Linked DNA regions of Homo sapiens: region 1 is linked to region 2. The links are chromatin loops, found by intact Hi-C in ENCODE. Cell type or tissue: PC-3. All regions are shown on one strand. Links, peaks and the distances in the headings refer to the core of each region. The heading gives the core; the rest is flanking DNA. Region 1 holds the start of IFIT3 (interferon induced protein with tetratricopeptide repeats 3). Region 2 has its middle 3.4 kb from the start of IFIT1.

Evidence for each region. Hi-C counts contacts between places; a loop is a spot of excess contacts. Peaks named below come from ENCODE experiments on the same cell type or tissue, not always from the same donor. Only the 100,000 strongest peaks of a DNase experiment are listed, where the experiment ranks them.
Region 1: it touches region 2 in a loop (3.0-fold over the local background); 26 of 110 quality-filtered maps call a loop at or near these places.

Annotation. Positions count from the first base shown.
Region 1 is chr10:89,327,089-89,329,903 of GRCh38, reverse strand. It overlaps IFIT3 (interferon induced protein with tetratricopeptide repeats 3), which reads right to left and starts at 1,907. Exons shown (of 2, transcript NM_001549.6): 1 at 1,826-1,907. The coding sequence starts at 1,830. It also overlaps a transcript of LIPA not described here. RefSeq lists a silencer at 1,530-1,579 and an enhancer at 1,900-2,139. In PC-3, for the core only: no CTCF peak of the experiment used is centred there; a DNase peak (open chromatin) is centred at 1,573; H3K4me3 peaks cover 1,771 bases; H3K27ac peaks cover 1,979 bases.
Region 2 is chr10:89,387,801-89,390,615 of GRCh38, reverse strand. It overlaps a transcript of LIPA not described here. Among named protein-coding and RNA genes, the nearest start is that of IFIT1, 3.4 kb to the left of the region's middle. In PC-3, for the core only: a CTCF peak has its summit at 1,165 (motif pointing right); a DNase peak (open chromatin) is centred at 1,185.

The sequences.
Region 1 (2,815 bases), core at 248-2,747, 61 kb after region 2:
TATAAAATGGCCCCACCCCTATCTCCCTTCCCTGACTTTCTTTTCGGACTCAGCCCACCTGCACCCAGGTGAAATAAACAGCCTTGTTGCTCACACAAAGCCTGTTTGGTGGTCTCTTCACACGGACTTGCATGAAACCACTAACTACAGATCACAAAGAAATGTTACCACCATGATTGCTGGTACTAATATATTTGTGTTATAATTTTAAGTGAATTTGTGAGTGTGTAAAGGGAGCAACAGAGTTCCTCAGTGGATGGGGCAGAGGAGGATGCCCATCAGCTGGCACGTGCCAGTGAGTTCTCCAGGTGATTTTCCCATTTGGAAATTTTTAGCACAACTGGGGAGGAGCAGCCCAATCTCTTCCTGTTCCTATAGCCTCTGGAAATAGGAGCACCTTGATGTGAACCTGAGTCCAGCATAGTTCAGAGAGCCCCCCTCAGACCTCCTCAGGTCAGTGGCTATAGACACACCTAAAGACAGGACCCTGTAAAACCTTTCCTGCAAGCTGGCTACTAAGACGCCTTGCTCTCTGGTCAATCCCACTCACACAGACACAATTAACATCACTCTTGACCAGGAACTTATTCTATATAAAAGGGTATTCTATATACTGAGGTATTTGGCAGTGAATTCCTCTTACCCATCTCATCCCCAAACATGACATTGCAGAGCATCTTCAAGTCCTTGGGGCAGAGTAAGGTAGGGAATCCAGTTTTCCTTTTCTGCCCCCCTGAATGGTCGATGGGGTCTTCCCTCCCTGGCAATCACCTCCTCACTCCTTTCCTAGAGATGCTTGGTGGGAAAGGCATCCTTTTCTCTTAGTTCTCCCTAACATGCTATCCCCTGAAGAACTCCAGGAGGTCAATATATAAATTTAAAAATCAAGTTTACTGAGATTATGCTTTATATACAATAAGATGCACCCATTTTCAGTGTATAGTCTGATGAGTTTTGGTAAATGTTTATGCATATGTAGCCACCATCACTACCTCCCTATAGACTATTCCTATGATTCTAAAAAGATTCTTTTGGGAGCCTTCCTACTCAATCCCCACCATCTCCAGGCAACCACTGATCTGCTTCCCACCATTAGAGATTAGACTAGTTTTAGATAATAGATTAGGTCATTACACTTTTGAGGAGAAATTCTTTTTTTGCTGCTGACCAGCATTCACTACATCAATAAAAATAAATGCTAAGCTTTGGGTTTGTTTTTATATAAGAAATGACAAAAATGCCCATTTGTAAGAATTGTTTCTTCCACTTCCCACCTTAAAGTAATGCAACGTTTCAGGGCAAAATTGCCTTCTTCATGAGTGGGTTTGCAGTACTGATTGTATCTTTCACAATATCTGTTGAAAATAAATTCCTCCTTTTAAAATTACAAGAAAAAAAGCCTGTGACTTAATCTTTTCAAACAAAATGACAATAACAGAAAAACCCAAAAGAGTAATTCCCTTAGGTCTACCCTTGAATCAGCCAAGTTTGTGGCTGAGTGAAATACACCGCTCCTGCCAAGCCTTCCTCTCATTGCAGGAAATAGCTGCACACAGGGAGGAAACATGAGCTGATGCATTCCCCACCCTGCCTCCCCCCATGTAGTTCCGTAGGGAACCATTCCAGAAACTTAAGAAGCCTGTGTGTACACCAAAAAAAGCCACAGGGAAAAACCCCTCAAACATCTTACAAATGCTCAGACTGATAAAGACATATTGAATCTATAAACATCAGGACAATTCAGGAATGTGCCTGCACAGTAAGAAACTCAACTTACAATTTGCACTCAAAAACAAGCATGATTATGCATTCTTATTTCACTGACCTCATGACTGCCCTCTGTGTCTCTGCTGTTCCGAAAAGCTGGTGACCAGGCTGATTTGTTCTTCAGAAGTCTTCCTGTCTGCCTCAAGTAAATACTGAAGGAACTATATAAAGGGGTGGGAGAGTAGGGCACGCATCAGCTGATGTTTTCTCCGTTTTTGAGTAATTGCTTTTAGGGGAAGGAAGAGGAAACTGGAAAGTGAAACTAATTTAAAATCGTTGGGAGGAGGAAAATGAAACCTAACGGCTTGAGACCTGCAATGGCTGAGCCAGAGTACGTTATTCAAAACTGTGACTAAAATTTGTTTGAGAGAATGTGGAAGCATTCCTAATGTAAACCAAAAAATTAAATTCTAAGGCCATACTCACCAACCATGTGACTGGACCCCTGCTTTTGGCCAAGGGCATTCCAAAGTTAACCTGAAAACTGATGTGAAGGGGAAGCTGGATATGCCTCATTACATCCTTTTTCCTTTTGGAATTACTAATAGAACACACTCTTTTTTTGTTTTTGTTTTTGTTTTTTTTTGAGACAGAGTCTTACTCTGTTGCCCAGGCTGGAATGCAGTGGCATGATTGCGTCTCACTGCAACCTCTGCCTCCTGGGTTCAAGTGATTCTCTTGCCTCAGCCTCCCGAGTAGCTGGGATTACAGGCACCCACCACCATGCCCGGCTAATATTTGTATTTTTAGTAGAGACGAGGTTTCGCCATGTTGGTCAGGCTGGTCTTGAACTCCTGATAGCAGGTGATCCAACCACCTTGGCCTCCCAAAGTGCTGGGATTACAGGCATGAGCCACTGCACCCAGCCAGAACATGCTCTTTTTAAGTGTATTAAGAAACATTTACAACCTATTCTCTCTGAAGCCTGCTACTTGGAGGCTTCATCTGCATAATAAAACCTTGGTCTCCACGACCCAGACATTCCTTTCTAATGATTGTCTATTGAATTTCTATTGGATGTCTCCAAACATTCCTTTCTATTGATAAT
Region 2 (2,815 bases), core at 27-2,526:
GTGTGTTTACAGATAAAAAAGAAAATGGGAACCAGAGAGGATCAAACATTTAGAAAATGAAATTTCAGCACTAGGTTGTGAGTTCATTCCCAGGAGTCTAAGCTGGGCTCTGCAAGGGACTGACCAGTTATGATAAACTGCTTCACCTCTATGAATCTCAATTTCCTCAGCTGAGAAGTCATTTGGAATAGGTTGGCAGATCTCAACCCTCACTGCACATTAGAATCAGCCAGGTAAATCTCAAAAATAATGCTAACTATGCCCATTCCAGAACAATTGAACATATACTTAGGTACAGGCCTCTGGCTCAGTATTAAAAAGAAATCTTCAGCCTGGGCACAGTGGCTCACGCCTGTAATCCCAGCATTTTGGGAGGACAAGACGGGCGGATCACCTGAGGTTGGGAGTTCGAGACCAGCCTGACTAACATGGAGAAACCCCGTCTCTACTAAAAATACATAATTAGCCGGGCGTGGTGGCACATGCCTGTAATCCCAGCTACTCGGGAGGCTGAGGCAGGAGAATCGCTTGAACCCGGGAGGTGGAGGTTGTGGTGAGCCGAGATCGTGCCATTTCATTGCACTCCAGCCTGGGCAACAAGAGTGAAACTCCATCTCAAAAAAAAAAAAAAAAAAAAAAAGAAAGAAATCTTCAGGTGATTTTGATGTAGACCTGCGCCCTGAGCCGGGAACCAGGGCCTCAATTATCCCTAATGTCTATTGTATGTCTGAAATTCTCTGACTGAGAGATATGGGACTCAATCCCTGGACCCACTTCCTGTTCTGTGAGGCCCAGATTCAGTATTTTACGACTCAATGCCTTGTTTCCTCACCTACACAATGGGTAATGAATTCCTTAGTCTCTTCTTCATTCACAGGATGATATGGAAAAAGAATGTTATTCTGAGTGTATTTTTTAAAAATTATAATATGATAATATGGACAAATGCTAAGCCATTTCTGCTGAAGGGTCTCAAATATCCAATCACAACTTATTAAGGAATGGGCTCCATAGAAATTTCCCCTGTCTTTTCCAGGGTCATCTCTTGTAGTCTAAAATCTCTTATCAGCTTGCTAATGGCCAGGTAGAATAGGATCTAGTGATCTGGTTACCTAATGAAAAGCTGATTTCTTGTTAGAAACAAATTCAGCCCCTAGGTGGTACTACTTCCTTGGGCTTCTCTGTCTCCTCAGCAGTCCTTTCCATCAGTTTGTACTGCAGAAGTTGCTACTGTACTTGTTTTTTGGTAATCATAGTTAAATGAAGGCATTGTAGTGACATGAAAGACACACAAGATGCTTTCATGCTAGAATCATAAAAACCAAAGGCTTGACTGAATCGATCAATCCATTTCCATGTTCCTGCATCTTTGATTTTCCTCACGTTTTTCATTTAATTATAAAAGTCAGGTTTCTAGATATTTCTCTTTTTAATTTATAATTTAACATTTAACAATTGGAATATCTCTGCTAATTACATGTTATATACTCTTTTGAATGTATTCAATCACAAAGATATTTTTAGCTATAGCCTATTTTCTGAGGAATGTAATTCTCAGTGTTCTGACCACTGTATGAAAACTATTTTCTTGGCTTCTGAGATTTTTCCTAAACTACTTCCAGTCGCATCCATGGAGAGAGGACTTGGACTCCAGAAATTCTTCGTTGCAAATGATTTGATGATTTACATATCTTCTCATGAAACTTCAAGAGACCTCTCAGCCCATGATATCACTCAGCCCACCTTGACCCACAGTTTGGTTTACTGCAACCTATTCAAGTACTACTAGAATTTTTATTAGCTCATTTTTTTTTTTTTTTTACATTTCAGGCATATTTTGAAACAACTATAGACACAAGAAATTTCAGAAAAGATCCTGTGTACTTTTCATCCAAATTCCCCAAATAGTGACATCTTATATAGCTGTAGTACAATATTAAAACCAGGAAGATGACATGGATACTGTGTATATATTTTGAAGATAAAATATGACATGAATCTTACAAACCCAGGTACACTGGATTTTTTTACTTAACATAAAAAATCTTACGTACATATTTTTCCTCCCAAACTAAACATTCCTTTTCTAAGTGATGCCAGTTTAATTATTCATGTGATCTATTATATAATACACCAACAACCGTCTCTGAATAACAAAATTAACAAAACACCTCCAGAATGGTGCTAAGTAGAGTTTAAGAATTTTTTTCGGCCAGGCGCGGTGATTCACACCTGTAATCCCAGCACTGTGGGAGGCCAAGATGGGCGGATCACCTGAGGTCAGGGGTTCGAGACCATGCTGGCCAACATGGCAAAACCCTGTCTCTACTGAAAATACAAAAATTAGCTGGGTGTGGTGGCACCCACCTGTAATCCCAGCTACTCAGGAGGCGGAGGCAGGAGAATCACTTGAACCCAGGAGGCGGAGATTGCAGTGAGCTGAGATCATGCCACTGCACTCCAGCCTGGGTGACAGAGCGAGACACTGTCTCAAAAAAAAAAGAATTTTTTTCCATGTTAGTTTTGTTTATAAGCTATATCCTATTAAAAATGTAGAGTCAAATTACAGCGCACTTAAAAATCACTTGGAATCCTTCCTTCCTATGTGATTTTATCCACCATTCCCTACATATTTTGGATAATTTGTCTCAGTTTGCTGTACTTTTTAGATACTGCTATTTGCCCTTTTTATCCAAACATTTTATTATTATACATGGTCAAGCAGAGAGAAAAGTTGAGAGTATTTTACAATGAACACTTGTATAACTAGATTCTACAGTTAACATTTTACTATATTTACCTTATTACATATCTA